6 separate regions of the Mus musculus genome follow, and all the other regions are linked to region 1. A link is a loop called in an ENCODE intact Hi-C map of the cell type or tissue named here. Cell type or tissue: heart. All regions are shown on one strand. Links, peaks and the distances in the headings refer to the core of each region. The heading gives the core; the rest is flanking DNA. Region 1 has its middle 36 kb from the start of Gm42015. Region 2 holds the start of Tbx3os2 (T-box 3, opposite strand 2). Region 3 holds the start of Gm30895 (a long non-coding RNA gene). Region 4 has its middle 2.7 kb from the start of 4930413E15Rik. Region 5 has its middle 26 kb from the start of 4930413E15Rik. Region 6 holds the start of Tbx3 (T-box 3).

The links. Peaks named below come from ENCODE experiments on the same cell type or tissue, not always from the same donor. Only the 100,000 strongest peaks of a DNase experiment are listed, where the experiment ranks them.
Region 2: a loop joins it to region 1, with 7 times the contacts of the local background. A loop is called at or near these places in 33 of 42 quality-filtered maps.
Region 3: it touches region 1 in a loop (7-fold over the local background); 7 of 42 quality-filtered maps call a loop at or near these places.
Region 4: it touches region 1 in a loop (5-fold over the local background); 5 of 42 quality-filtered maps call a loop at or near these places.
Region 5: a loop joins it to region 1, with 2.1 times the contacts of the local background. A loop is called at or near these places in 3 of 42 quality-filtered maps.
Region 6: a loop joins it to region 1, with 10 times the contacts of the local background. A loop is called at or near these places in 19 of 42 quality-filtered maps.

What each region holds. Positions count from the first base shown.
Region 1 is chr5:118,876,644-118,881,819 of GRCm38, forward strand. No RefSeq gene overlaps it. Among named protein-coding and RNA genes, the nearest start is that of Gm42015, 36 kb to the left of the region's middle. In heart, for the core only: CTCF peaks have their summits at 919 (motif pointing right) and 3,267 (motif pointing right); DNase peaks (open chromatin) are centred at 868, 3,378 and 3,938; H3K4me3 peaks cover 550 bases; H3K27ac peaks cover 1,018 bases; H3K27me3 peaks cover 2,500 bases.
Region 2 is chr5:119,688,721-119,693,896 of GRCm38, forward strand. It overlaps Tbx3os2 (T-box 3, opposite strand 2), which reads right to left and starts at 2,498. Exons shown (of 3, transcript NR_040416.1): 1 at 2,288-2,498. In heart, for the core only: CTCF peaks have their summits at 2,610 (motif pointing left) and 3,948 (motif pointing left); a DNase peak (open chromatin) is centred at 2,491; H3K27me3 peaks cover 3,130 bases.
Region 3 is chr5:119,051,772-119,056,947 of GRCm38, forward strand. Gm30895 (a long non-coding RNA gene) reads left to right here and starts at 1,855. Exons shown (of 4, transcript XR_878728.1): 1 at 1,855-2,024. In heart, for the core only: a CTCF peak has its summit at 2,176; DNase peaks (open chromatin) are centred at 1,050 and 3,840; H3K27ac peaks cover 453 bases; H3K27me3 peaks cover 639 bases.
Region 4 is chr5:118,947,036-118,952,211 of GRCm38, forward strand. No RefSeq gene overlaps it. Among named protein-coding and RNA genes, the nearest start is that of 4930413E15Rik, 2.7 kb to the right of the region's middle. In heart, for the core only: no CTCF peak of the experiment used is centred there; a DNase peak (open chromatin) is centred at 4,206.
Region 5 is chr5:118,975,786-118,980,961 of GRCm38, forward strand. No RefSeq gene overlaps it. Among named protein-coding and RNA genes, the nearest start is that of 4930413E15Rik, 26 kb to the left of the region's middle. In heart, for the core only: a CTCF peak has its summit at 2,876 (motif pointing left); no DNase peak of the experiment used is centred there.
Region 6 is chr5:119,668,421-119,673,596 of GRCm38, forward strand. Tbx3 (T-box 3) reads left to right here and starts at 2,813. Exons shown (of 8, transcript NM_011535.3): 1 at 2,813-3,984. The coding sequence starts at 3,596. Tbx3os1 (T-box 3, opposite strand 1) reads right to left here and starts at 3,088. Exons shown (of 4, transcript NR_166476.1): 1 at 2,831-3,088. In heart, for the core only: CTCF peaks have their summits at 2,307 and 3,759; DNase peaks (open chromatin) are centred at 1,451, 2,381, 3,181 and 3,661; H3K4me3 peaks cover 4,000 bases; H3K27ac peaks cover 4,000 bases; H3K27me3 peaks cover 1,948 bases.

The DNA.
Region 1 (5,176 bases), core at 839-4,838:
TCAGATAACATCAGAGCTGTACCGAGTTTTTCATGAGAGAAAAAAAAAGATGAATATTTAATGGCTTCAATGAGCCCTAAGTCTGAGACCCTGCTCAACACACTCTTTCCTCAAGTAGCTTTTTATAATCTTGAAAATATTTATGGAAACGGCTCTTCCTCTGGTTTACGCTGTCCGTGCCCTCCCATAACCCCTTTACTTTGTCCCAACTGTAATTTGCTTTATTAAGAACTTTGAGGAGTTGATACAGTGGCCCAAGTTATCTATTCACAGTCACTGTGGGGTGGCCAGAATCTGCCTGCAAATTTAATGCCCCCCCACCCCGCCACCATAAGTAATGCCCCCTCCCCCATGAGTTTCAGTGATTGAGTACTTTTTTTTTTCCCTTTCTGGGGAACATCAAACAATTTAAGAAAAATGTCAAAGGTTTCAATTTATGGACAGCGAGTAATGAACTGGTCAGCGTTCTCGCCGTGGAAGCAGAATGCGAAGCGTCATAAACAAGCAGCGCTCACACACCTTCTCGCACTCGCTCGCACACGCTCCTTCTATCACCCTCTTCTAGCAATCTGGAGGACGAGGACGGGAGACTAAAGTCTTTTAGAAATTTCCAAGTCAGATCTCAACTAAAATAGGATTAAAGGGATAATGGGGGGGTGGGGGGAGAAAAAAATCGCAGAGCAAGGTTGCTTGCCCCCTCTTTTCCTGGTCTCCCAAAGGAGGTGAAAGGAATCGGAAGTTACTTTTCAAAGCTGCCCCCGTCTGTTCGTCCGTCCCCTGGCCTGGCTAGTGGTAGACCCTTAAAAGACTCTGAGAGTAGAAACATCTTCCTGTCCCCTCCTCTTTTCGCGGTAGGAAACACAAAGGCGATGGGAAGCCGCAAGGTGGCCCTTGGGGTCCCTTCCAGGTGCTACTGCAGGGGGCACTGTGACATCAAGAACTTTCTCAGCCGCTGCTTGCAGCTGGGCTGATCGTTCAGAGAACAAACCTCAGAGGCTACAACCATTTTCTCCTCGGATGTCCCTAACTTGTATTCTTACAAAGAAATGGAGATGGAAACCTGCCACTCCCCACCCCCCCACCCCTCAACTTCCGTATCGTATATGCAGCGTTTAATTTCTGCACCAATCTTTGTAAATATCACCAGCATCTCCTTTCCCCTCACAACCCCCCCCCCCCATGTTTTCTCCTTTTCTCTTGATTTCTCTTTCCAGTTTCTTCTCCTTGCTCTGCCTCCTCTTATTGCCTCCTGCAGACACCGGGGGGGGGGGGGGGGCGCACACACCTCCCATCTACCTTGGCTGCGTATTTCTGCACCGCTCTGAGAGAGTCTTCCCGGGCTGCGCCTGGCCTTTGCATCCTCCAGATTGGAGCAAAGCGCTGGCTCTTGGCTCTGTACTTTCACAGATCTTTACAGTAATTATGTGGGAACTTCAAAGCAAGGCTATTTGTTTCTCTCTCTCTCTCTCTCTCTCTCTCTCTCTCTCTCTCTCTCTCTCTCTCTCGTTCTCTCTCCTCGCACTACTGAAAGTCCAAACAAAAAATTCTGTCTGCAGACATCGCAGAAAACTGTGTTGAACTTAGCAGCTAGTATTTCAAATAAACAATGCTTGAAACAAAACAAAACAACAAACAAAAACAACACCCCCACCAACCCCCAAACCTCTTCATACTTCTGAGAAAGATAGTGGGGGGAACTCAATGAAGAACCAGTTTCCACTCGAAATGTTCGGATCCTGTCTCAGCCTCTTATACCTTGTGGACTAGAGACCAGGAGTGGCCTTGGAGGAGGAGGCCAAGGAGAACTTTCATTCAAGTTTTCAGTAGCTGAACCTGTAGCGAGGTTCTGTACCTTGCTCCTAATCAGAAGGGGCTAGTTCCAGAAAAAATAAAAAAACAAAACAAAACAAAAACAAAACAACAACAACAAAAAACCCGTGTGCTCTGGGAAAGGCTACTTTTATGGCTTGTTTTATTTTAGCGAGAATTTTACGTATTAAACGTTGAAATAAAATTCCGTCTACGTCTGTGTTTTGTATCTGCCTCAACTCGGGGCGGACACCCAGCTTCAAGGGAGAAGTAAAACGCCCGTTCAATAAGATGATGGGCTGGACGCTACAATGACGAGATGTTTCCCAGGCTCCTGACTTTCTTATAAACGGGGTTTTAGCTCAAGAACTAGAGAGGAAGGAATCTGATGAAGAAGCTGAGAACACCCGACGAATGTGGACCAAATCCCCCATGGTGGACCAATGGAGAGCTCAGAGTGATGGGTGGGTCCTAGAGAAGCCCAGGGAAAGGGGCTTCTAGAATCCACAGGGTTCGTGTGACTCAGCCAGCCCTTCCTCAGGATGTGCTGTGCTGTGGCAGCTGCAGACTCGAAAGGGGTAGATGCCACGTGCTCCCTATGGCTACCCAAACCCACACTTGGTGGACACACTTGCTGACAGGCATAAGCCCCCCCCCCCTTCCCCAATTCTTCTCCATCACCCTGACTGCCTAAGGTATTTGGCCAAAGTGAATTCGAAAGAAGGCACCGACTGAGACAGGTGATTTTCTGTTTTCTCTCCTCAGAGGACAGGCAAAATATTTACAGAGGAAAATTCCCATGCTTTCCCTTTGATTTTTAATGAGGTTAAAAAAAAAATCCCAGCTAAAGGGACGTAAGCTCCTTTGACTAAGCAGATAGGAGAGGCATTTATTAACTCAGTCCCAAATCTGCCTTCCCAAGCCGAGAGTCTCTTTTAGAAAAAAGCTTCCTCCTTTTTTTTTTCTAAAAGCAATCCTCCCTCTTTATTTATTTATTTTGGTCTTTGTTGTGTTATAGTCTCCTTCTCCCTCCCACCCAGAATCATAAATTTTCCTGCAAACCCGGGCACACACTGGTCTGGGGGTCTGTGTTAAGAGTGTGTAAAAAGCGAGTTCGTTATGATTTATTGATTAATACAATGCCACAATCATTATCACGGTAGTAGGAACAAGTGTGACAGTAATAAAAGCCGTTGTAAGCTGAGATCATCCCTCCCAGATGTTTGATGGAGACTTTAAATAGCTTTAAAAGAAAAGGAATAAAAGATTTTTTAAAAAGAGCCTTTATTCCTAAATGCGTATTCCCATAATAGAATAATGGGATATTAACGTACTTAAAAGCACAAGTTCCCACGCCTGAAGCTATACTCTCTCGGAGTTAAACTCCGAAAAGACTTTGAAATACGGGAACTTAGAGCCATGTGGGCTGGTGAGGGAGGCGCTGCTTATAAAATGGCCAGCAGATGGCGCTCCAACCACTGGTTAGGCCACAGATTTTATTTATTTATTATTATTATTTTAAAATTCTGTTCTTGGTCTTTCAGACTAGGGTGTGGACAGGCACTTTGGGTCTGATTTTGAATATTGAACAATGCCATCAAAAGGCATGGAGGACGAAGGCAGGAGTCAGGTCAAGGGGCTGTTCTGGGTGGGTGTCAGGCTGGCCAGATTTTGAGAACTTCAGTGGGACAAGAAAGGATGCTTTGTTTAGCTGTGGGTGGATTCTGGCCAGACTCCATTGAGCAGAAAACAAGGCAATGGTGCCCTCGGGTTTTCCAACTCCTTTTAGGCATTCAGGAAAGGAAAAAAAATTAGATCTTTGGTTGGTGTTGTAAGGACAACACTGTCACTACTCTGTGGTTGGAAGACATTTGGCTTTCTTCTCACCCCGCCCCCAGATCTAGCTCAAGGGAAAAGACGTGGGTGGAGGGAGAGACGGGAGAGAAGGCTGTGTCTGTCCGTGAGTCTGCGTGTCTGTGTGTCGGGTGGGGAGGGCACTTGACAGATGAATGTGGTAGTGGAGTGAAGTGTGTGTGTGTGTGGGGGGGGGGGGGGGAGACACTGAATGAACGCAGAGTCTTGTGGTCGGAGTCAAAACCTGGGTTGCAGGCCCCACCTCTCAGTGTGAGAGGCCACACCATGCTCTGGATGCCAGGATCTGGGGACAAAGGATAGGTCTAGAATGGATGCGACGGCATCCGAGGTTGAACCCGTCTGCGTCTTAAAGGGTAAGGGTGGGTTTGGCTGAAGAGCTCATGGAGAGAAGAATGAGAAGAGGGAATTTTTCCTTTTCCTGGAGCCTTCAAGGTCTTCATAACACAGCTCCCAAGTGAACTGGAATCTGGCCAATCAGAGCCGAGGAGGCAAACAACCAGGAAGTGAATGGCTATCGGGAACATTAGCAGAAACCAGGAGAGCTCAGGGGTCATCTCGAACGAGAGCTGAGATGTGTGTGTGTGTGTGTGTGTGTGTGTGTGTGTGTGTGTGTGTTTAAACCGGATAGAAAACTCTGTTTTAGCGTTTCCACCATTCTTATCTAGTCTAATCTAAGACTTCATTCATAAAATGAATCCCTGTCAACCCAGAGCCATTGCTAGCAGGCCCATTAGGATTCTACTTCTAGACAAGGACACTGAGTGTCGGGGTGGCCCCCAGTCAAATAGCTTCAAACGAAGCTAAAGCCGTTAACGCTGGGGAGAGAGCAAGCTTCAAGTCAGGGTTCTTCTGTTGGTGTGTTCAATGCACAGTTCCATTTTTCACCCTGGCTGATGGGGAACTGGCCCTGTCTCGAAGGCTGTGTGGGAGACTCACTGGGATCCCTTGCCTCAGCCTCCCAAGTGCTGGGATTAGAGTGAGCTGCCATATCTACTGGAGATTAGCGTATTTCAGGGTGATCTATAAGCATGCCTTTGGAGGAAGAAATAAAATGAAATAAAGCACTCTCTTGACTATTGGAGAGAAATCTTCTACTGTTCTTAGGACAGTGTCCTAGGGAGGAGAGACTTGAGACTCTGAGAAATACAAGCACAAAGTCACTGTTGGAAGAGGTGTCACTTGCATGTAGGGGTCAGAAGCCACTAACTCTTGCTATGAATTGATTTAAAAAAAAACAACAACAAAACTTTAATCTAATCTAAAAAAAATTACATCGAATGGTCGAGTGAGTGTGGCGGAGGGGCTGCCAAGGTGTGCGTGTGGTGATCGGAGGACAATGTGGGGGAGCCAGTTCTCTCCTTCCTTCACATGGGTCCCAGGGTTGAACTCAAGTCTTCAGGTATCCACTGAGCCATCTGGTCAACCTTGTCTATAAACTTGCCATCACACGCCCCTACAGCACCCTGAGAGAGCGGAGGTGAGCTGCCAGTGA
Region 2 (5,176 bases), core at 543-4,542, 810 kb after region 1:
TTTTTTGTTTTTGTTTTTGTTTTTCCTTTCAGGTCCTCTATTTGCATCGCATCGATGTGACTTTAATTGCAAGAGACAGAAAGGGAGTAAAAACCAGGGTTCTGCTGAGAAGCCAGAGATCTTAGACAGAGGACCAGCCCCTGGGCGATTGTAGGCCACACACATTCCCCCACCCCCACCCCCATAAGGTGCAGAGGACCCAAACTGAAGACTTGTCTCCCAGCTTTGGTCTAAGCCTCAGGAATAGGAGACAAAACCAGGGGGACCGGAAAGAATTCTTTAGAACAGGGTACCGACTGATGGTGCCATCTGGTTTTTCACATGCCCCTACCACCAGCTGCACCAGTGCTAGGATCCCAGGCAGCCCAGTATTGGCACTTTTAGAAATTCGATACCCCGGCACTTTGGTTTCCTGCTAATGACCTGGGCTCTGGTTTCGGATTGCTGAGTTGTCTGGTCCCCAGAGCGGTGGTTTGTCCTCCCCAGGACCCCAGAGCCAACCCTGGACTTGTATTCTTTCACACCAGCATTTTTCTTGGCCTCACCAAAGTCTCCAAGTGTCAAGGACACTATGGACACCAAACTGACCCTCGGGTAGACCTTCCTTCCTTCCGGTCACCTTTGTGGGGCTGTCATTCATTTATCTCAGTCCCCAGAACCAGCATCTTGTAGGATTTTTTTTTTTTAAATCTCTCTGTGCCTAGAAGAGGCATTCTTCACCCTGGCAGTAGCTCTAGCTATCTCCCAGTTCTCCCAATCTGGCAGAGAGCCTTGGGAAGAGCAGGTTTGGAAAGACAGTGCCATAACCAAACAACTCAGGAGCCACCACACAGGAAAAGCAACCCCTCTATCGGCCCAGCCCAGCCTGCTCTCCCCAAGGTCAGCTACTCTGAGCTCACTGGCTATTCTATAGGGCTATTTTTTGAGGAGCCCGTGAAAATTACACAGAAAATGTAGTTTACATGTGCACAGCCTTCTGAAAGGGCAGTAGAAGTTCAGATTCTCGGAGATGTGTGATCCTAACCAATGACCTACTCACACACTGCTCAGGGGACAATAACCAATGGGGTTTAGGAACATTTGGACTTAAGATTTAAGATGGTGCCTTCAGCCTGGGGCTTGCCTAGGTTAAATTTAACTTTAGCACACACACACCCCACTCCCCACTTCCCACTTCCCACTCGTAGCGCCTGGTCTTAGCCTGCTTATTTTAAATGGGAAGGCTGAAGGAAGTAGGTGTGTTCGGGCACTGTATAATTAGTTGATTAATCAGTTATATTAACTTATCAGCCGAATGATTATGAGCAGTCATTATCACCCTCAATGAGTTCTCTGTTAATTTCCTGTTGGGAGGGTCACCCTCTCTAGGCTATCCCAGGCAATAAAAAGCAACTACTTTTCATAAAACAAAATTACTTCTCACTAGAGGCCAGGGTGGAAGGTATAGGAAACTGTAGGGGAGGCCCTTTTGTGGGGAGATTTCTGGGGTCCCGGCTTGGGACTGGGTGGAGTGGGGGGGATGTGGCTTCAATGTTCACCATACTGTCAAGGTTAGCCAGGTTTCCTCTGCTCCATGCCCCCTCCAACCCTCTCAGGACATTCTAGTTTTCTGTTTGATGGTATCTTGTTTGATGACAGCCTTTTCTCCTGCATCCCACGTGGACCCCTCTCCCCACCAAATCTCAGTGCTCTTGCGTCAGACTCTTCCAAGTTCTGGGATCCCAAACTTTCTCCACTAAGACATACATGAGGGGTGGGGTGGGGTGGGGTTGGCTTTTGGGAAATACCTGTGTGGATGTTGGAGGAAGGCTACTCTGGGGCCTGGGGGAACACCTGTATAGAAGTCAGAGCAAAGATGAGAAAAAACAAAAACGCAGGAACACTTTCAGTGATATGTAATTGGCTCCCCCCCCCCCAAGCCAAGCCTGCACAGAGGACCTCGAATTAGGAAGAAGGTAGAGGCTAGCCTGGGTGTGTTTTCTACCTTTCTCCACTACTGTGTAATTTTTGACTTATCATAAAAAAAAAAAATCCATGACCATCTAAAGAAACGCTCAGGAAACAAAGGGGACATCTATGGTCCGTTTTTCTTTATTTCCTTCTGATTACTGGGGAGGAAGGCCTCTTCGCTACCCCACGAGTAAGCTCAGCCCGGCTGTATCCTGCTCAGCCCCAAGATTTGTTTCAAAAATACCATCCATGAAATCGGAAGCTGCCTGCTTGACTCAAGAGACTCCAGCCTGCCCACCAGACACCACCCATTTCTCAAGACAAATGCCACACCAACCTCTCTTCCACTCCGAGCCTGCCCCCAGGATTTTCTTGAAGGCAGGTCATAAAGTGTAGGTAGGTGTCTGCCTCTCCAGATGATGAGGATACAGGTCCTTTGCTCTGTCTTTAAACAGGACCACTTTGGAGATGACTGGAATGGGAGCGGCACCCTCCTGGCGCTTCTCGATTTCTTCAGGTTAAAACAGGACCGGGCAACCGACAACTGCACTCTACCTGAGCTGCTTCTGGGTTCTTCCCTTGGGAAAAAGCTATGAGCAGTTGCGGCCAGCGTGAGTCAGGCGCCCATGGCTTCGCTAAGCCGCTCCTTTGCTGCCATCTGCTGGTTGCACCGGAGAAGTTCACGGAGATTTTTCGAATGCAGAGAACAAGTCTCTTAAAAATAAGAAAGAGGGCTGGGGGTGGATGGTAGAGCTTGCCCCTAGATTCTATGCCAAGTTGCACAAAAATAAAGTAAGGGAAGGAGGGAAACATGGTACTGAGGCACAAAGATACGATGTAGAATAAAAACAACAGGACCTGTTTTTGTACCTTGCTACAATATTGCTTTGGTACCTTGATCAAGTTGTGTAACATCTCTTATGCCATGAGGTGAGTGTATAGTGCCGGCAGAGCAAGCTTGGCAGCTGAGTGTGAACCTCAGAAGACACGTTTTTAAAAGTCGGATGTGGAGGAATGTATCTGAGCTCACAGCACTCCTACGGGGAGATGGGGCGTGGGAGTGGAGGTCAGAACTGAAAGTCACAGTCTGGCCAGCCTGGGGTACTTCATAAGCTGCAAGGAGACTCAAACTCCCAGAATCTGTCCTCTGAGCTATATCCACATGCTTACACTCACATACATTGTATACATACTTGTTAATTAAATTATTCTATTAATTATTTTTATTATGATTAATTGATTTAGTTATTAATTTTGTCATTTAATTATTTTTATCGATTTATTAGATAATTAAAATACTCCAAGGACCAGCATGTAACTTGATGGCAGAGAATTTTTGGAGCTTGTGTGAGGATGAAGATGACGGTCTTGTAGGATGAATGATGCCCAGGTTGTACCTTTCTGCTCATTGTCTCTAAGCTGTCCTTGGACCACTGGGTTCCTGTGGATGTCTCTAAATGATTATCCTTGACTCCCTCTTTCACAATCCTCGTATCTGGAGCTCATCAAATTCACTGTCTGCTTCACCTCAAACTTACCAGTTATCCAATAGTGGGAATGATCCCAAAGTCCTGCTCGGAAGCACGTTTCAAAAAGTCCTATGATCATAGAACAGCATCATCTTCAGTGGCCTCCTCGGACAGGAGTGACCTGGCCTCTCCTTTCTCAACTGCACGCCACCCGACTCTTCAGAAGCAAGCTATTTCAAGGCCAAATTGTCACCTTCCTTCTCCCAGTGCTCCCTCAGCCTAGGTTTCAAACTTGGGCACTGGTGACAACTGGCTGGTTCTATGAGCTCAGGGATGTCCTGTCTATGAATTCAGGAAGGGGTAGTGCCATTTAGCTCTGGTATCTGCCCACTAGACAGACGCTTTGGGAGACAACCTAAGATGTCTTTGGATGCTGCCCTGAACCACGTTGACAGCATCAGCCCTGGTTAGGAGCCACTGCTTGAGTCCGAGTCCCTCAGGCACGCCCTCTTGAGGTCATCATTGGCACTTCATCCAGAATGCCTTTGCTGAACTTCAGGACTGGGCTGGGACTCCTGTCCAGTCCTGGTTCATGATGGGCCAGCCGGAAAAAAAAAAAAAAAAAAAAAAAAAAAGGTTTCCTGTAGGAGTGTTCAATATAAAAGATTACCCTCTGCATCCCGGTTTCTCCTTTTGCTTCAAACCATTTGTCTCTCTAGCACGCCTTGTTGTTCTCCCTGTGGGCACAAGGAGACACTGACAGGGTGGACAGGACATGACCTACAGGCTGACAGTACCCACCACTTGCTTTCACACTGATAAGGAAGGTTACATTTGGTTGATTGGTTAGTTGGTTCGAAGGCAAGGTCTCCCATAGTCTAGGCTGACCTCCGATTTGGTGATGATTTTGAACTCTATCCTTCTGCTTCCATGTCTCAAGTGCTAGATCATGGGCATTTGCTACCATACCCAGTTTACGTGGTGCTAGGGATGAGACCCAGAGCTTGTGCATGTGTGCTAGGGCAAGCACCTTGCTAACTGAGCCAAGTCCCCAGCCCTGCTTACAGTTTTTTTTTTTAAGATTTATTTATTTATGTATATGAGTACACTGTAGCTATACAGATGGTTGTGAGCCTTCATGTGGTTGTTGGGAATTGAATATAGGACCTCTGTTCACTCCGGTCAACCCTGCTCGCTCCAGACGACTCTGCTTGCCCAGTCCCTGCTCGCTTTGGGCCAAAGATTTATTTATTATTATAATAATGAATAAGTACATGGTAGCTGACTTCAGACACACCAGAAGAGGGCATCAGATCTAATTACGGTTGTTGTGAGCCATCATGTGGTTGCTGGGATTTGAATTCAGTACCTCTGGAAGAGCAGTCAGTGCTCTTACCTGCTGAGCCATCTCTCCAGCCCCTTGCTTACAGTTTTATTTTGATTTGGGGACAATAGATCAAGTTTCATTTTAGAGACTGCATCACTATACTGCCTAGCTCGCCTCAGAGCCTCGGGTCCTCATCCTAAGCACTAGGGTGATTGGTGCGGACCAGAACCCTCCACTTTACCTTCCAGATGCATGAGGGACGTTTGTTTTGTTTTGCCCTTTTAAAAAACAGGCTCTCTCTCTCTCTCTCTCTCTCTCTCTCTCTCTCTCTCTCTCTCTCTCTCTCCCGACTAGGTTGCCCTCAAACTCACAGAGATCCTTCTGCCCCTGCCTCCTGAACGCTGGGATTAAAGGCATGCACCACCACCCT
Region 3 (5,176 bases), core at 467-4,466, 170 kb after region 1:
TATGTGTGTAAAATGTATATATAAACAATATATATAGTATGTGTAAATGTATAGTATGTTTGTGTGTGTATATATATATATATATATATATATATATATATATATATATATATATATATATATACACACACACCAATATAATAGAGATGTCTATAATCACCCCTTAAACTTTCCAGGTGAACAATATAATTCACTTTCCCTAGTCTCTGAGAACCAGTTACTTGACCAGCTTGTTTGTGTACCTGTGACTCAGGACTCCCTCCAGAGAATTCCGGCATCTGTCACTGCAACTTTGCCTACACTAATACACCCTTCCCAGCTGGGGCTCATCTGGGTGTGGACCGAACTTGGTCAACCAAGTCAGGAAGAGAGCCTGGCATGGCTGGGAAAGAGGCCTAAGGCCCAAATACTAGGAAAAGGTGAATTTTATGAGCAGAGGTGGAAACAGACTCCACGGGCTGATGTTAGAACTAGCGAGGACAGAGGGCCAGAGGTCACAGGCCAGAGGCTGATGCGGGCAGGATACCGGTGCAGAAACAATGGAGGGCTCATCACAAAAGCAGATAACAGCAACCCAGGCCTTAGGTAAGTGTCAGCTCCCACTGGGGCCTTGAGGATCAGATAAATATAATCTACAAGGACCAAAGACAGAAGAGCAAAGCCTGGCGGCTGACTTCCAGTTGGGGCACATTCCTTCTTTTCCTTCTTTAAATGTCCCATCTTTGTCCATTAGAGACCTTCAGTCTCCACAGGGTAAACAAACCAAAGGCTATAAAAGGCTTCATCTGGCTCCTACCCCTCCTTTGAGTCCAGCCCACCCCCTGCCAGAAAAAAAAAAAAAAGGTGTTGTATAAATAAAAAATACTGTCATTCTAATGCGCTGGACAAATGCGTGATAAAGATCAGAGCAGGGGCCAAGGCCCTTCTCAGCCACCTCGGCAGGGGGGCTAGGCACAACTCTGCTCTTAACCACTAAGACAAGCCATGTTGCATAGCCTCTGAGATGGGCGAAGAAATGAAGGAAATTCCCCATTTCCTGGCAGCGAGGTTGGGCGAGCCTGGCCTGGCCGCGGTTCTGACTTTGATGTGGAGATATGACCAGCACCGATCTCCAAAGGGACACTGTGTAATGAAGTGACATTGGCTTTTCCATGCAAAGCACAGTCACTGGAGGAGTCTTGCAATGGGAAACTGACGGTTCCTGGGGAGGGAAGCTACCACTAGTCACAGAGGGTGACTTTGAACCCAAGTGGCATGTCTGGGCTATTCAGTTCTGAGATGTTTGGGACAGGCATACATGAGTCTGGGTGTATACCCGTCTGTCAGTATGGAGATGGGTATAAAAGTTCCAGCATTTGGCAATGATCTGAATGAGGGAATTTATATGCCACCCGACAGCAGCCAGATGCACCACGGGCACTGTATTCCCAGAATGGAATTCTACACAGCCTTGAAAAGGGAGCTGCTATAATGCACAGTGGCCAAGACTCGTCCCACAGAGAGGGTGAAGGGTGAAGCTGGATAGATCTATTCAGATAAAGCTTAAAACTTGAAAACCTAACAGCTGCCGAACAGTTAGTGAGGGAAACCCCTCTCTCTGGACAAAGAAGGAACATAATTCTGATTTTCCTAGAGACCTCGTGTCTCTTCACTTCTAGTCTTTAACTGGTAAGGGAAGGTTTTGGGTTTGGTGCCTCAGCACATACCACTGCTGGACCCTCAGCGATATTTTCAGGAATGGTCATGTGACTCAAAGGCAGTCCAAGCACTGACTGCTACCCCACCCCCACCCCCATTCCGAGAGTCACACACAATGGAATCAAGACTCCTGGAACTTACAAGGGAGAACTTAGAGAATGAATAGGAGCCCGGTGAGCCACTGGGAGCTGTGCGGACACACCTGGAGAGGAGGTATATCAAAATCAGCATGGCTGGGACACAGAGAGGGGCCAATCTTAGCCAACCCGAGCTGATTTCCCGCATCTGCCTGCTCCATCATCCACGTCAGCAGGACCACACTCCTGGTAGGTGTGAGCTGCTGTGACCGTGACCCCTATTCTAACTGGGCTCCAGAAACCTTCCATTTTCTGGTAAGCAGTACCACTGAGAACAGATTCTGGGTACTGGTACAACCCAGTGGGTTTTAATTCCCACTCCGCCCCCTATAGGTAAGGGAGGGAATGGCGTGAGGCAGGGAGCTGCACTGAGGAGAAACAAGAGCCATTATTATTTCTCCTGTCTGGAGGGGATCTGAGCGAGCCTCACTCGATGCCACAGGACCCACCTTCGACAGTGCCTCTCCCACCCTTACCCCCTCACCTGTCATTTTCCCTCCTAGATCTATACCTCTTCTTGCATAGAGTGGGCATATCCCTCTGCAGGATAAGTCTCGCTGTTAATACCCCTCAAGGACGTCTGTGTCCATTTCTGGACTCGATGGTACTTTGGCCTTTTAGTGTTGTTGGTTTTGAGTTGGAGTCTTACTCTGTGTGCCTAGGCTGGCCTAGAATTCACCACTTAGTTCTGGCTAGCTTCAAATCCACAGCCACTCTTTTATGTCAGACTCTCTAGTGCTAGGCTCATAGGTGAGCATCATCCGCACCTGGCTTCAATCTTGTACGTAATAGTACAATCCTTGTTATTGATATCGAGTATTGAGTTCACACTCACTGTGCTGAGAGCATCACTTGAATCCTGTACTGTCCTCTGTGTTGCCTCTGTGTTGACACTTGCCCAGGCTGGCAGCACACCTCGTCCAAGTGAGCTGCCCCCTGGAGGTGATCCAAGCTTAGCTTTTTCATAGGTCCTGCTATCCAAGTTGGCAGAGTCACATCTCCAAAGATGTTTACTTTGTTCGGGCTCTTGACTCCTGGGAGGAAGGCTTGTTTTCATTGGGCAGGTGTAGAAACCTGAGGTTGCCAGAGGCGCAGAGAACCCGCCCCAGAGCCGTCACTTCACTGAGGTGCCCTGATGTCAGTCATGCAGATTGACACACTTACAGGACTTAGAGGTCACAGCCTTTGTCCCAAAAGCCAGGTGTGGCCACCCATCCTCAATAAGGCAGAGGAAGCAATCAAATTAATAGTGAAAAGCAACAAATGGTGATTGATCCGATTGGGGCCATGTTGAGAAGGATGTGGGATCCAGCGATGTCCCGTCCCGTCCCGTCCCGTGCCCCCCCCCCCCCCCCACCGCACCAAGTCCATCTTCTGGATCCTGACCTGAGGGGTATGGTTTAAATAGAAAGTACAGAGCCTCAAGGTGTGGTACCCCATCCACTGCTCCCAGCTTCTAGTCCCTAACGCAAGGGCGTCTGACAAGCTGTCAATCTTTTTTAGGAGACACGCCCCTCCTCTGGCAGCCCCCAGAGTCAGATCACTTCTCCTCCTATCAGGAAATTCCGGGAGGAATCTTGTAATTTCTTGGGGGTGCTTTTTTTTTTTCTCTTTTAATTATCTGATAGCTGGAGGGGACCCAAGTGTCTCTTTAGAATCTATCCTGGGGAAAGCCTGCAGGAGGTCTTCTTCACTGGGCGTTGGATTTGAACTTGAGAGGAGGGACTGGTACCCTACCTGTGGACATTTTACTGGCAAGGAATGGGAGTTTACCACGGAACGAAGCCCTCTTACTCAAGTTCGGGTCAGGGAGAAGGAGATGGGGTTTGTAAAGCATCAGGGCTAGGGTGAGCCAGCCTGCATACCCACCCCATTGTTCCCCGCTTGGCAGCCAGCTCCAACGCAGGTAAATAGAAAGGATGCCGTCATTGTTTGTCGCTGGTCCTAATGACTTTAGGCTTTGTGTCTCTGGAGCCAGGCCTCACCCCCGGGAAGCTGGCCCGTGGCCTGAGAGGCACCAGCCGCCTTTGAAACAATGGCCTTTGTTCTTCATACTTTCCCTATCAAAGCCTCACAGCGGGGATGGCCCTCCGAGGCGCTGGGCGCCTGGATAATTCCTGTCCCAGAGCGGGGAGGGGAGCCAGGAAAGGAGAGGCCAGGTGCAACTTTGACCCAGTTAGGTTAGCTGGGGTTACAGACCTGCTTGTTAGGAAGGGGCCCTGTGAGTAAAGGGTCCGGTAACTCCTCTCGATCCATGTTTCTCTCAGTACTTTCAGGGAATTCAAAGTCTTGGAACGACAGGTATGAGCCAAGAGGTATCTATAGCAATGCCAATGACAATAATAGCAATAGTAGTAGTAGTAATAACAATAATAATAATAATAATAAATTTCTATTAGCTCTCTGATGGCTTCACACTGCTGTTTTGATCCCTGGTTTTTCAATGAAAAGATCAAGGGTCAAGAAAGACCCCGTCAGTCAGTCGATGGCCACAAAGTGAGGTTTTTTTGTTTGTTTGTTTTGTGGGTTATTTTTTGTTTTGATTTGATTTGTTTTTTTGAGACGGTTTCTCTGTGTAGCCCTGGCTGTCCTGGAACTCACTCTGTAGATCAGGCTGGCCTCGAACTCAGAAATCTGCCTGTCTCTGCCTCCCAAGTGCTGGGATTAAAGGCGGGCGACACCACTGCCCAGCTTGTTTTGTTTTGTTTTGGCAATTGTACCTGAGCTCTGATGCTTAGCCAGACCATGTGACCTTGGGAGGCTCTTTTGTCAGCCTCATTTTGCTCATCTGTGAAATGGGATGAGGTTTGTTAGCACTTGGGTGTCGTTGGCTCCCTGTGGGAAACAGAAAGCACACCTCCCCCCAACGGTTCAAACGTTGAGAATTTAAATCATACAGTGGAGGGGATGGCGATTAAGAATAAAAAACCAAACAGGGCCCCTCCAGCACCCAGAATCTATCAAGGGTCAGTAGTTTACATACATGCAGGGGTGTGAGTCTTAAAAGATGAGATTTCTGAACTGCAGGGCAAGGAGAGGCTTAGACTTTCAGGGATATGGAGAAATGCCCTGTCACTTGCTGGGGTCTCCTGCCTGAGGGAGTCTCTCTCTCTCTCTCTCTCTCTCTCTCTCTCTCTCTCTCTCTCTCTGTCCCTCGCTGTGGGAAAGCCTTCATTAGAGCCAGGCATCCTGGAGACACACTGTTTGCAGGGGCAAAACCTCTGAGCATCATAGACAGAGCAGAGGAGAGTGCAGACAGAGTGCCGGGACCCAGCCTTCCAGGGTCCTTATGTCAGTCAGCCACTCTGGTCCACAGGAGGTACATGCAAAGCCATTTCTGT
Region 4 (5,176 bases), core at 446-4,445, 70 kb after region 1:
TGGCTGCACTTGCATGTGGAGGCCTGGGGTCACCATCCCTATTTGCTCTTTCAGCTTATTCCTGGAGGCAGGCTCTCTCAATCAAACCCAGAGCTCACTGATATGACTAGTTTGGGCTGTTGTAACCTGCTCTGCATTTCTATGGGATTTGGGGAGGGGGAGGGTCCTGGGCTCCACTCCCGGGTGGCAAGCACATCAACCATTAAGCTGTCTCCCGAGCCCCCCAACCTGTTCTGGTTTTTTTGTTTTTTTTTTTTGTTTTTTTTTTTTTGTTTGTTTGTTTGTTTTTTTTTTTTTTTTGTGGTCAAAAACTGACACAGCACTCTGGGATCTACCCTCCAAAACTTGTAAGTGTGCTGCGTCTGTTGTTAACTGATGCGTGTTTGTGTAGCTGACCTCAAGAACTTTGCCCTCCTGAGCAACAGAAAACAGACCCTTTAAATATAATTTCCTGCTCCCTGCCCCCAGCTCCTGACATTTGACTATTTTACACTTACTGTTTTGCATTTCTTTTGTGCAGGGTTGAAGAAGGAATCCAGGGCTTCTTGAATTCCAGACAATTTCATTATCCTTAAACTACGCAACCGGCATCCCGGCCCCAGTTGGTAGAATATTCTTCAGCGTTATTCATGTCCTTGTGTTCATCAGAGGCTCCTTCTCTGCTGAGACCAATATTTCATTGTGTGTGCAGTCCATGTTTTCCAAAACCACTCAGCCATCCCTGGATTATCCATTTTCCCCATCGCTCAACCATTATAGGCCATACTCTGTCAGGGACATGTTAGTGAGGGTATGTCTTCTTCGCAGAACCAGTCCTCAGTCTTCGCCCAATTTTTAATGGGGTCATTGGTTTATGTTCACTCTTGAGATGTCTGACAACTTCTTACTGTTTGGATTTTTGACTGATTGTTACGTCTAGGACTCACCAATGTTTTCTCCCACTGTGTAGCTTGACTCGTGGTCTTGACCACTTCTTTGCTGTACAGGGCACTTTAGTCAGAGGCCACCCACCTGCCTGGGATTGGATATGTTGCTGATGCTGTGGGTAACACAATTCAAGATGCCATTGCCAATGACCTCAGCATTGACCAGATAAATTGCATAGGGCTATTTACGTGTGTACGTACTTACTTAGTTGTTTATCGAGACAGGGAGACTCTCATATCCTATGTGACCTCAAAATGCTACATAGCCAAGGGTGACTTTAGACTCCTAAGCCTCCTGCCTCTGTCTCTCTTGAGTGCTAGGCTTATAGACCTGCACTGCCACACCTGGCCTATAGGGTGCTAGGGGTGAATTAAGGGCATCAAGCTTGCTGAGACCAGCTGAGCTACAAGCCCAGACCTGCCTGCAGGCTCTCTTATCTCTGTCTTTAGTGGTGGAAGGCCAGTGTGAAGTTGGGTTCTTCTAGAAACAACTAGGATTTGATGTCAGGTTGGTGCAGCTCTGGTAGGGGAACAAAGATGAGGAAGATATTGTTAATGAGTAAACCAGCACTGTGGGTAATTGGGGCTCTGTCCTAATGCAACCAGGGAGACATGCTTCAGCTATGCCTCATGATAAGTGGGGAGCAGGAAGGAGTATGCTCTCCTCTACATTCATCACGGGTCACGGGTCACCCCCACACTCCTTAGCTCATTGGCACTCTCAGTCTGCCCTGCGTGAGTCTATTCTGGTCCCTTTAGATGAAGAGAGCCCTGGACAGGAAGCCTGAGATGCTTAGACTTCTAGCACAGCTGTCCACAACCAGGGGCCCGAGACTGCAGGACTCTTCCTTTACCTGCCTCAGTCTTGGCTTGCAGGACAAGGCCTCTTGTGGGCACATGATGCAGGCAGCAGATGATACACCACAACACTCTTCAGAGACTCTCATAAGCCAACAGCTAAAGATTGGAGGCCTGAGCACTGAAGGATTGAAGGATTTGTCCAGAATTCTTAATGTTTCCTGAAGACCATGCTGTGTGCCCTGGGGCAGGGTTGAGCTGGGACTTTGGGTTCTTATACAGACTGCACCTACTCCAGCCCCCTGGCAGGGTGGCAGACGGACAAACTGGAAGAGTACTTGCCTTTTCTGGATTTACTTCTGGTGCTTATACAGTGAATGAGAATTGTCCTTACTGTCCCTGTGGCATGAGATGGCAGAGAAGTGACTCACACTGTGACCCCCCCTCCCCATAGTTGGCTATTTCTCCCACATGCTTCCTGGTCTTGGCATGCCAGTGTGTGTGTGTGTGTGTGTGTGAGAGAGAGAGAGAGAGAGAGAGAGAGAGAGAGCGAGCATGTGTGAGTGTGAGCATTGGTGTATGAGCGTGTGTGTGTATGAGTATGTGCATTAGTGTGTGTGAGTGTGTGCCTGTGTGTTAGTGTATGAGTGTGTGTGTATGTGCATTGGAGTGGGTGTGTGCCTGTGTGTTAGTGTGTGTATGAGTATGCGTTTATGAGTGTGTGGGTGTATGTATGTGTGTGAGTGTGTGTGTGTGTGTGTGTGTGTTTATGAGTGTGTATGAGTATATGAGAGTATGTGTGTGTGAGAAAGAAAGAGAGAGAGAGTGTGTGTGTGTGTGTGTGTATCTTCTCCATCATCCCAAATCTGACCTGAGAGCAACAATCCAAAACAGAAGATAACTCACCGGGAGAATTTGGAGTTAAGGGCTGGATGGTCTCCCACTGAGCTTTGCTGATCTCTAGATAATTAATTCCAGAAGGGGGGCAGCAAAGCCCAGTGGGTTAGGATAGCTGTTTTAGGGTGCAAATCTTCCTTAGCAACTGCAGTTTGCATGTAAGATGTAGAAGGGAGGGGAGGGGATTCTAGAAAATACCACTGGTAGGGAAGTTAGAAAAGGCTACAGGACCCAGGAAAAGCTGGGTCACAAGGCTCCATGGTGACCAAGGCTCCTGCAGCTGGAGTGGCATTTGTCTCTCCAGCGTCACTTGTAGGCAGTGAAGACCTCTTTCTCTGCAGCCTCAGACGTACTTATCTCCTACCTTCCATTGGCTGTTATTAGTCATGTGACACAACGCACGCACATAAGACAGTATGGGTGCCCTAAGATTAGGAGGAAAGCAGCATTGACACTGAGGGGGAAACTAAGTCACAAAGAGGTTAAGTATATAGCTCAGAGACTGGGGAAATGCCTCCGTTGGTACTCACAAGGTTCTGGAGCTACATAAAAAAGCAGGCACAATAGGATGCATTGTATTCAATCTCATCCTCGATGTGATGCTGGACGCAGGTAGGCAGCGGATCGCTTACACTGGGAAACTCTAGGCCTATGAGAGACCCTGACCCAACCAAAAGGTGGGACTTGGGGACTGACACCGAGGTTGTCCTCTGACCTCCACATGAGTGCAGCTGGTTCACATCCTCATGTTTGCACACACCCACCCGTGTTCACCGGCGAGAGTATACAGCGGAGGCTCTCTACAGAGGATGGGTTTTGGTGTGCTATGATTACTTCCTGTCTGCATCTCTCACAAGTAACAGGGGAGGACCGAACACTCATAGAATGGACCAGAGTAGTCTTTCCTGACTTCCATTTTACCGTGTCAAAGGCCTCCCAGATTCCTTTTTCTTTAACATGCCTTCTCCCCCAAATGGCGATATACCTGGTGTTTCCCACACTGTTGGTCATAGTAATTCTCCTACCGTTATTGTCTAGAATTTCAGGGTTTAACACACCCCCATCTCTTGCCCTGACAGTCCCTGTGGTCCTTTAATCCAGAGATCTCTCTGGTGCTTCAGTTGTACCACCGGCATACAACATCTCCAGATGTGCTAGGTGGACAGTCCATTCCAGAGACGACACAGGCTCTCGGCAAACCCCTTAATGTGACTAAAATTATTTGCTACTCCCTTGGAATCCTGGCTTTTCTCTCTCTCTCTCTCTTTTTTTTTTTTTTTTTTTTTGGTAAATGCAGTTTCATTTTGAAGGCCCTTTGGGAAAATACCAGCAGGGCTGGCTGTGACTCGATGCTTGTTAACATTGTGTTCTGAGGAAAGCCCCCTCCTACACAGAAATTTTTTTAAAAGACTGATTTGGGGACTCAGTGGTCAAAGGAGACAAATAAAAAGAATTCCAAGGTTATCGGAGCGTTGACATCATGTACAATAGTAGTAAGAGCTTTTTCCAAATTTAAAACCCTCATGGAGGAAGTGGGTTACAATAGCAGTGACCTCTGCCCTGGCCAGTCATAATGGTTTCCTGGATGCAGGGATATTATGGGCTGGAGCCAAGGATTTCAGCAGAAAAGAGTACAAGATGTGTTAAACTTAGAACACAATGTGCGAATTCCGGGAGGGGCTACCAAGGGTCATCTCTCCTTCCGACGAAAGGCAACCTTTTCCCAAACAAGGGTCTGGATCTTTCTCACTGTGGAGACAGCGCCTTTTTTTCCCCTGTTACTAATTTGAGTTGGAATTTTTTCATTCCTTGAGACCTCAGTGAATCAGAAAGTCTTCACCAGGCACCTGTTTCCAGGGCTGATTCATCACCTAAATAATGATGAAGTGACTCTTTTTTTTTTGGGGGGGGGGTTTCAAGACAGGGTTTCTCTGTATAGCCCTGGCTGTCCTGGAACTCACTTTGTAGACCAGGCTGGCCTTGAACTCAGAAATCCGCCTGCCTCTGCCTCACGAGTGCTGGGATTAAAGGCGTGCATCACCATGCCCGGCTTAATGAAGTGACTCTTAAATGCAGGCCCTGTTCTAGATGTCGGGATGTACGCAGCTCAAAGGACGTCTACAGTTTAGCTGACACGTGGGCTGGAGAATCCATCGCAGGAGCCTGTCCTGTGCATTGTAAGATCTTTTCCAGCACAGTCATGGCAGAGTCTCCTGGAACCCCTCCCCAGGGCTCACAGCTAGCCATGTCTTCAGATGGCTTGCACCCAAAGGTGTTCAACAGTTGTTCTATAGGGACAGCAGTTCCCTGAGAAGACAGACCATACATGAAACTAGTAAACAGGCAAAGAGATGAGTTAGTCTACTGTCAGTGAGAGACCCTGTCTCAAAGAATAAGGTGGAGAGGAAATGGGGAAGACACTCAACATGGACCTCTGGCCTCCTTGTTTGTGAACACACCACTACCCCCTTCACTACGTGATCTGTGAAGAAGGTTTGAGTCTTGACAGTCGGGTCAGGATGAAAGACTATCCTTTAAGCCATGTGACTGGTGAA
Region 5 (5,176 bases), core at 630-4,629, 99 kb after region 1:
TGGTGCGTTCAGTGTCAGAACTGCTGCTATTTTGCAGGGAAACTTTCTGCTACTGAGCTGTCGTCCCCCTACGTAGCTATTTGTGTGTGTGTGTGTGTGTGTGCTGTTCTTGGGGGCACAAAGTAAATTTAGTTAAGAAAGGGGAGGAAAAAAATCCTTTTCTTACCTTTCTGATCTGTGGGTTTATTTTTAAGAAACTTGTTCAAGAAGACCTGCAAAGGAAGCCACTTCAGTCATATATTCTGTGCATGTCTGTGCACATATGCATCCGTGTGTGCTTTGTGTGGGTGCGTGCATGTCTGTGCATGCATACATGCTGTGCCTTCACATGTGTGTGCATGCATATGTGCAAGTATACAGTCTGCATGCATGTGTGTTATACACTCTGTGTGCATGTGTGTGTGTGTGTGTGTGGTGTGGTGTGTATATTTAAGTGCATGTACACATATGTGCATGCATACAGAAGCCAAAAGACAACATAGAGTGTTGCTCCTCCAGAGCAATGCCCCTGCCTCTGCCTCTCCAGATCTGGGATGATTTGTTTACATTGCTATAACTGGTTTTGTGTGTGTGTGTGTGTGTGTGTGTGTGTGTGTGTGTGTGTGTGTGTTTACCATGGATTCTGGGGGATTGAATTCAAGTCTTAGGCTTGCAAAGCAAATGCTCTACTCACTAAACATTCCCCTTAGCTCTAGTTAAACACATTTAACAGCTTGTCTATATGGAAAAGGAAGAAAGGGGGGGGGGCTGGATCTATCTGGAAAGTAGGGCACTTGTCACTGTATCTGATATCTCTATATTGCCTTCCTCACTGTTCAAGAATGGCTCATAGTGCCAGCTGGGAGCCCCCTATCTGAAGTCTTTCTCTGGACCTCAGAGAGGGGCAAGGTGGGAATGCTGGGGAGGTAATCTTCAGGAGTGCCTCTGTATGAAGAAAGGATAGCTTTGGGGTAACGGTACCCCAGTTAGGAGTGGTTCTAACTCCAGGGAACTTTCTAAATGGTCTCCAAAATTTTTCCAGAGGACTGAGTTCTCAGTTGGCCTCTCTAGGAATCCACTCTGTAGCAGAGTGTATCAGCCACTTACTGCTGGGTAGCAAATTATCCCCCAGTGTGGCCACTGAAAAACACAAATACTTATTCTTTCCCATGGGGAGAAGCACTCTGAGTCTGCTTAGATGAGTGGGTCAGCTTTCTCAGGAGGCTGTGCTTGAGACTCAGCAGGGCTACGTTTTCATCTAACAGCTCATGAGGGGAGGACTTCCATTTCCAAGCTGGCTTTCCTGGTTGCTAGCTGGACCTCTCTGTTACTCAGCACACAGGGGTATTTGAAGATCTGATATGGTTGGGTGTAGGATTCACCTAGAGTAAGATATCTCAGAGACCCCAAGCATGAGACGGAAGTTGAAGGATGTTTGGTTTTACAACAGGGGCTGACTCTGTAGCTTTAGTTAGCACAGAACTTGCTATGTAGACCAGGCTGGCCTTGAACTCACAGAGCCCTGCCTGCCTCTGCCTCCCAATTGCTGGGATTAAAGGTGTGTCTCAGTATTGTAGCCTGTACTCTTGCTTAGTTGTGCTAGTTCAAGCTAGTGGCTAAGTCTAGCCCAAACTCAAGGGCTTCTTTGTACACCTTAAGTCCTGGTGCCCATCAGGGCCTGCTCTCCAAATACCATTATTTCAGGGTCTGCTTTGGGAAACCCTAACCTTGGACAGGTGACAACAGTGACTAAATCAGTAGAAACCAGCAGGCGTGCAGTCCCAGCTATTTCCAGCCCTGGGAAATAGCACGTTTACATTACATTTCTCACTTCCAAAATCAATGTTGTGTGTGTGTGTGTGTGTGTGTGTGTGTGTGTGTGTGTGTGTGTGTGTGCACATGAGAGTAACTATGTGTTATAAGTGACAGTCGTTGAAGCTGAAGAAGTGATGCCTGAAGTCAGCTGGCAAGTACCCTACAATGCCAGCTACTGCTCTAAGATCTATAGACAGACTGGGGATAAAGCTCAGTGGGCAAAACACTCATTGCTCGAGCATGTGGACCAAGTTCAAATCCCCAGCATCCACATAAAAAGCCACATGCGACCTTCACTGTGGGAGGCAGAGGCAGTAGGATTCCTGGAACTGGCTGGCTGCCAGCCTAGTTCCAAGATTAGTGAAAGACCCCATCTCAGGGAATAAATACAAAGAGTGGTGGAGCAGGGCACAGAAGGTCCTCCTCTGGCTCTGAATGTGTGGTCATAGGCATTCAGTACACACACAGGGGTGTGTGTGTGTGTGTGGTCTGTTTGTGCATGTAAATCACTGCAAAGAAATTGGGTTTTATGACTGAGTATGGTGTTGAAACCCAATAATGTTAGTACTTGCTCAAGATCAGTCTTGGCTATAAAGAAAGTTTAAGATCAGCCTGGGACACATGGGACACTGTATATAAATATATTTTTATATATTTATGTGTATATATTTATATATGTATCTATGTACACACACATATACATATATACACACACATAAATGTGTATACATATGTGTGTGTGTGTATATATATATATATATATATATATATATATATACACACAGACATATATGTGTATATATGTATACACACACAGAATGTGTGTGTGTGTGTGTGTGTGTGTGTAGAAAGATAGATGAGGAGGGAGCAAGGAAGGAATGGAGGAAGAAAAGAAAGGAAAAAGGAAGAGAAGGAAGGAAGGAAACATTTATTCAAATATTGTCCCTTCCCCCTCCCTTGTGGTCTAGAGAGAGGAGAGGCAGCAGGTGTAGCCACAAAGGGAAAGAGCCACTCATTGGTGACCCTATTCAGGGAGGAGCACCCCCTAGAGGTCCAGGTATTCACTCTGATGCAAGGACCCAGGACTTGATGTGTGGTAAGACCAAGAAGGAACCATGTCTTTTTAAAAAGCGACTTCAGTGCCCTGTCCAGTGCAGCTGTGGCCTGCCAGTTCGCTAGGATCCCCACGGAGAGCCAGAAGTGAAAACTTCCCTCCCTCCCACACCTGACCTCCACCTCATCCCAAGGACCCCTTGCTGCAGAAGAGAATCTGGGGACTGGCCAGCAAGTCATGATGAGCATGGAGGCTTCCCCTGAGAAGAAAAGAGGTACCCCACCGAGGGGAGGCAAAGAACCCAATGGCAGAGATAAAGCAGTTCTGTGTGCTGCTCTCTGAAAGGCACCATCACTGGTTCATACTCTGGGTAAGCCTTGGGCCTATGGCCCAGGTTGTCCTTAGGGCCATCTATCTCCAGGAGCAGAAATGCCATCTCTGAGAGCCTGCACCACTCCCTTTGTGACTTAGATCATAGGGACCAAAGATCAAAGTCTGTGAGGCACCCGTCCCTTCCTCCCTGTGGTTGGATGATGTTCCTAGCGTGTGCCAAGAGGCTCCCATGGACACTAAATGAATGCCCCACCCACCTAAGCCACTGTGACCGGTTCACATGTAAGGCTGGTGAACTGATTTAAAAAACAAACAAACAAATGTAAAACAGAACAAAAACCGAACTTCCAAATGCCCGTGCCTTCGTTCAAAACAAGTTTGCTCCATGTTCGCATTAGTGCGGGATGGACAGGGTGGATGGGTAGGACAGCCCTGCCTGACATCGTGGTTTGGAGCCTGCCCAAGTTTACTTTCCTTTGCTCTGATAACATCACAGTCAAAAGCAAATTGAGGGAGAGAGGGTTCGCTTGGCTTGCCGCTGACATCATCCAGGGAAGTTATGATAGGAACTCAAGGCAGGAACCCAGAGGCAGGAGCTGATGCAAAAGCCATGGAGAAGGGCTGCTCAGTGGGCAGCTCACCAGGGCTGGTTCTGTCTACTTTCTTACAACACCCAGGAATACCTGTTAAGGGGTGACACTGCCCACCATGGGCTGGATTCTCGAGTATCAATCATTAATGAAGAAAACGTCGTACAGACATGCTCAGAGGCCAATCTGATGAAAGCATTTCCTCGTTGAGGTTCTCTCTTCCCGGACGACCCTAGGTTCATGTTGAGTAGACAGTAAAGTAACCATCACAGGGCTCAGGTTCCTGTGCGCTGCACTTGCTTTCTCTCTAGTCAAGAACATCCTCTCCTTAGGACTTCAAACTGGCGGGAGGAGCCTGTGCATGCCAAGAGGCAGGACACATATGTCCCTGAAAAGGAGGCTGGGAACTGGGGTCCCTTTGAGTATCCACAAGGAGGAAGGTCCAGGCAGCCTTCTGCTGTAAGTTGGCATCAGCCCCAAAGAGGTGGCAGTTAGTAATATAAAATCTTCAAGAAGCATCCTGCCATGGTTAGTATTGGCTCTCAATTGGGCAGAGTCTAGAATCACGGCTTGAGAGACAGTATATCTGGGCGTGCCTGTGCGGGGGGGGGGGGGGGGGGGGAGGGGGGGAGTATCCAGGTTGCGTGAGGTGGGAAGAAACACCATGAGTGTGGGCGGTGCCATCCTGTGAGCTGGGGTCCTAGGCCAAAGGAGACAGAGAACTAAGCCCCAACACTCACCTCCCTGTACTTTCTGGCTGCAGATACAATGTATCCAGCTACCTCAATCACCTGCCGCTGCGCCTTCCACACCATAAGGGACCATTCCTTAACTCTGTGGGCAGAACAAACCCTTTCTTCCTTGAGTTGCTTTTGTCATGTCTCCTTCATCAAGGACTTGGGGGAAAAAAACCTATTGATTTCACGTGCATTGGTGTTTTGCTTGCATTTATGTTTGTGCAAGAGCGTCAGATCCTCTGGAACTAGAGTAACATAACTATGAGCCGCCAAATGGGTGCTGGAAATTGAACCTGGGTCCCCTTGGAAGAGCGGCCCAAGCTCAGTTCTTAACCACTGAGCCATTTCTCCTGCCCCTCACCAAGGACTTTTGTGTGTTCTAACTTCTGTTGGTCTAGCAGGCTATAAGAGGAGAAAAGTGTGTGGTGTTGACTCTATCTGTGGTTTAAAGATAGGGAAACCGAGAAGATACCCACTTGCTTAAGTCACACAGATCATCGGCCACGGAGAAGCTGGGTTTGAACCCAGGTTGCCTTGCTCCCTCGGTAAATCACGTGTTAGAAGTATTTTGCAGATGAGAACAATGAAATCCACAGCCGCCGCTGTGAATCTCTTGCTCATGGTCACGCAGCCGGAGTCTGGATTTGCACTCAAAACTCAAGCCCTTT
Region 6 (5,176 bases), core at 442-4,441, 790 kb after region 1:
CATTAGCAACATGTAGACATTTTCGATTCTGAATCCCGCAGCAAACTTTCCTCCACACCCCCGCCCTCCTCCCCCTTTCCCTGGCGCACTGGAGTGAGGGGTAGAAGCTAGAGAAGTGGCAAACTGGGATGAGCCCAGGGTTAAGTTAGAGCTACAGTCAAACATAGGCAACTGAAGGGTGTTTGTGTGTGGGGTGATGTGAGGGGTCAGAAATTGCTCTGGTTCCAACGCTGCGGCCAAAAAAGCAAGGCCAGATTATTTGCATGCAAAGTCATGGAGCTCGTATCGCGTTTGCAGAGCAGACCCCTGAGGCCAGAACTCTTGGTACCGGTTGCCAAGGTCTCTCCGGCTAGCTTGTGGACCTTCAGGGCACCGCGTAGGTGACCAAGGGGTCAAACAGGCTGCAGATGCATACCACTTTCCTGCACTCCACTCGGGAGCGCAGAGATTAACCGGCCAATGTCGGTAAAGCAGATCTGGGTTCTAGGGCGGCTCTGGCGAGAGTGGCTAGGCAAGGAGGGGGAGGGGAAGCCTTCTGCCAGCAGAGAATCCGCGCTGACCCCGGTGGCCCGTGCTGAGAGGGCCCTGGCCTGGCCTCTTGTACTCTCCAGCAATCTGGAACAGGGCCTAGGGAAGGGGTGTTAGCGAGCCACCGCCTTTGGTACCACCTCCTGTTTCCGTTTCTCTCCCTCTTTCTCCCTTCTCCACCGTGAGCACGCGAAAAGTCAGAGAAGGGGAAAGAAAGGGGCGAGATGGCAGGTCACACCAAGTTCAAAGAATGACTCTATTCCCATTGGCCGCACCAGGGAAAGCTCAGGGCTGGCGCCAAACGCTCTTAACCTTGTACATCAAAACACGTAAGACTGGAAAAGCTCGTGGCCTCAAATGTTCTGCCCTACCTGGGAGAAGGAACTGCCTATTCACCCAATAGCTGCTAGTTTGAACCTGCAGTTGGGAAAGGGGTCCTGGGCGAGGAGTTGGGGGAGGCCCCCAGGGGGAAAATCTAGGCGCAAATGGTCCACACGGAAACATTGAAAGCTTAATCTCTAGGCCCGGAAACCCAGCCTCCTTTCTGTTCCCTTTCCAAGCAAAGGTCTTGTCCCAGGAAAACTAAAAATTCTGCTAAGTTGCCCTCCATTTAAACTGGAATGTCCCAGTTCGCCTTTACCCACAAACAAGGACTGCAGGTTTGCGAGGGGAGTCCTACAGGGTCACCCAACCAAAGTCTGATCGATCAGTTGGCCTTCCTCCCCACCCTAGGATGAGCGGAGACCTTAGTCTCCCGACATCTGGGGTAAATGGGGGTGGGAGACGTTTCACGGTTTGTTTTACAAATTCGCCCCCGACGTCTGCCACGATAAGTCCCCAGGATAGAGCAGGAGCGGAGGCACCCAGAGATAAGTGTGATGCCTGAGGAAGATACGAGGCTGGTGCACCTCCCCCCGAGCAGCTCTCCAAGCCCAGAGCGGCAGCTCCCTACCGAGCTGGCCCGGAGGTGAGGGCAAAGGCTCTCAGGAGACAGGCCCGCAGTTCCAGGCGCTCACTTGTTTCAGCTGCTTCGTTCTCTCTACACCCACACCCCCATCCGGGTGGAACACTGGTGTCGTCATCCGAATGGAAGAGGAGCTGGGCTCAAAAGGGTCAGTAAATACATTTTTTAAAAAAAAAAGGAGCGAGCCGAGCGTAGACTGGGCCAGGCGCGCAGGCCTTGAATGCATTTGCGTGGTTTATTTTTCCGCGTGGGGGCTCGGTCTCAGTATGTCGGCGCGCGTTCGGGCCCAGAATCCCAAGGGGCATTTGGGTCTCTGCACGTGGCTGCGGGTGGGGAGCAGGCAGCGGGCAGAAAGATTGGTGGGATCCCCTGCGCTAGTGGCTCGGGAATCCGAAGCACCCGGGCGCAGGAGCTAGAGGATCTGACTCAGAGGTGGCTGGGCGGTTCCATGTGGGGCTCCCTTCAGAGCTACGCGAGCCTGGAGCTTTTGTTAAGGCTTATTGGCCGAAAGAGAGGTTCGGCGGCCAGCTCGGCTAGCCCGGGGCCCGGGAAAGGGAAGAAGCTGCAGATCCGCACAAGAGAAGCGGCCGCGGGCTTGAACTGTAGCGCTCGGAGCGCGCGAGAGGCGAGCGCCCCTGCCCGGCGCCTCGGAAGCCGGGCAAGCTGCCTGGCTCCCGCCCTCGCTCCCTCCCCCTTCCTCCCTGGCCCAGCCTCCTCCCCGGATCCCCCGGCTTGGATGGCTGAGGCCTTTCAGACGTAGGCTGAGCTGAGGAGCCGCGGCGAGCTCTCAGGCTGCTGCGAACTCTCTTCTGGATCAGCCACCTAGAGGCGACTTTGGTGAGCGCGCGGCGCCCTGGTGGCTCCCCGCCCTCCCCTCTGATCATGTTGACATAAACGCAGGACAGGCCGTAGTACCGCGCGGCGCAGCGACGTTCCAGTTTCCGACACCTTCTTTTTATAACTCGGCTCTATTCCCCCAGCACTCGACCTGTGAAAACCACGCCTATGCAGCCACACAATTGGTCCGAAAGCGTCAAAGAGCCAATCAACAAGCCTCGGGCTCCCGCAGCCCACAGCGCTGCCGGACCGTCCAGAGCCGCCGAGCAGACGCCCGGGGAATTCTAGAGGCGGAGGAGGGTGGCGAGGTGCTCGCTCGCTCTCTTTCTCTCTTTCTCTCCCTCCCTCTACTTGCCTACTCCAGCTCCCAATCACTCCGTTCTCTTCCTTCTTTCCTATTTTTTTTTTTTTGCACCCGTCTTCTTGATCCTCCCTCGCCCTGCGTGCCCGGACGCTGATTTTTTTTTAATTTATTATTTTTAGGAAAGCGATTTCGCTCACGTTTTTTTAGCACAAGGAAGACAGCCGGCTCCCCGAGGCAGAAGATCGCAGGCACCATTCGCTCGCCACCCAGACTCTGCGCGCAGCCCGGAGCCAGAGAGGAGGATCGCGAACCGAAGCCAGCTTCGCAGTTCTAGTTTTGAAAGCGCCGCTGGAAAGGGGCTTAAATCGCTTTTTTTTTTTTTTTTTTTTTAAAGGAGAGACTTTTCCTCCCCCCCTTGATCTCGCTGCCTGTGAAAGCCAGAGTCTAGCTCAACTAAGACGCCTCCTGCGAGAAAGCCAGAGAAGAGCTAGGGGGCGGGGGAAGGAGTCGAAAAAAAGGTTAAAAAAAAAAGTCTCCGAGAACCTTGCGCTTTGGCAACAAAGAGCGTGGGAGCCGGGGAGCCACCCCGGGAAAGGGCTGCAGTGTCTATTTCCAGCTAAGCCACAGGGCTTGGGCGCCAGTCGAGCCCCTGCTTGCTGCTTGCCCTACTGAAACCGACTTCCAGGAGCGGCTTTTCCAACACACTCCACGCACCAGGACAGCCCCTGCAGCGGCTATGTCTCCAGATCTGCTGCCGCTTTGTCCTCTTTAAAAGCGGCGTTCTCTTCCCCCCAAAGACACTTTCCCCCTCCCTTTCAAACGCTTTATTTGTAATTTGCCCTCTTTTTTATTTTAAACAAAACTATGCGTCGCTGTTGAATTTTTTAATTATTATTTTTGAAAAGCAACAACAAAAGCGGAGCCAAGCCAGCAGCTGCGGACTGGTTCCCTGTCTGGAGTGGATGAGCCTCTCCATGAGAGATCCGGTTATCCCTGGGACAAGCATGGCCTATCATCCCTTCCTACCTCACCGGGCGCCGGACTTCGCCATGAGCGCGGTACTGGGCCACCAGCCGCCTTTCTTCCCCGCGCTAACGCTGCCTCCCAACGGCGCCGCGGCGCTCTCGCTCCCCGGAGCTCTGGCCAAGCCCATCATGGATCAGTTAGTGGGGGCTGCTGAGACCGGCATCCCTTTCTCATCCCTGGGACCCCAGGCACATCTGAGGCCTCTGAAGACCATGGAACCCGAAGAAGACGTAGAAGATGACCCTAAGGTGCACCTGGAGGCCAAGGAACTTTGGGACCAGTTTCACAAGCGGGGTACAGAGATGGTCATCACGAAGTCAGGAAGGTAAGTAAGTAATCAGTGGGGGACCCCTCCCCCCAAACCATCTGAAAAATTTCACATCTCTTTTGTCTGACTCTTAAAACAGTAGATTCTGGCTGACTGTTGACGTTTGAAACGAAAACTTCCTGTCCCCCCAAATATGCGGAGACTCCAGGGCCCTGCCTTAAGGGTCAGGAAGTTTCAGCCTACCCGGGCCCTCAGTATGGTTCCTAGGGACTCGTATCCGGGGTTCCTTACAAAATACAGGGTGTTTTCCATTGAAGGAGACCGCGCACTCGGCTTCTGCAGCATTCGAGAAAATCACCTTGTTGCAGGAAGCCCGTTTGTGAAGCCATTCTGAAATATTCTTTACGTTTAGTTCTTTCTGTTGGATTTTATTTCCCAGGACAGACCTTAAAGCCCCTCTTAGACAGCAGTGGGAGACCCGGGAGGATTCCGCAGGCCCTTTCTACTCTTCAGCCTTGTCCCTGGGGCTGAAGGGGACCTAAGCCTGATGGTGTGAGACAGAGAAATCAGTGGAAGAGGGGAGGACCTTCGGGTTTCTTTCCCGTTGCCATCTCCGGAGTCTGCAAGCCCAGGGAAACCGTAGCAGGCAATTTTTACAATTAAGGTTATGTGTGTAGACCCAAGGAACCCATGAGACTATGCACCTTGTATTTGAATATTGTTACCACTTTACGTAATGTTTAGTGCCCTTGCCTGACCGAAATAAGTCTATTAAGGACCCCAATGACTAGTGTTTAAAACCACCGATTTAAGAAAAACAAAAACAAAAACAAAACCAGAGGTAGGTAGCATTGAGGTTTATCAAGATACCAGTTGGAAGGGCACGAAAATAAAACCCCACTTTCGGTCTCCTTCCAAGCTACTTGAGGCCAAAGTTTGGCACGGGATCGTTTTCCAAGCCACAAGACATTTAGTCGGGTTTTCATAACCGGGCACTTCCTTTTAAGTCAAAAGTACAGAAAGCCAGCACTTCTGTGAAATTAAACAGCAGTGGCCTACAGAGTAGAGGAATGTGGTTTATAGCTTAAATCACGGATGGGTTACCAGGCCCGGACGCTAGCCTGTCTTAAACCTCGGCTCTGAGAGCTCACTCTAACAGGCACACAGTTCGCCAGCCTCAGTCCATAAGTGAGCATTTATTTCCTCGATAAGTTTTAATGTTTTCTCATCAGCCAGCTGGTGGAAAATC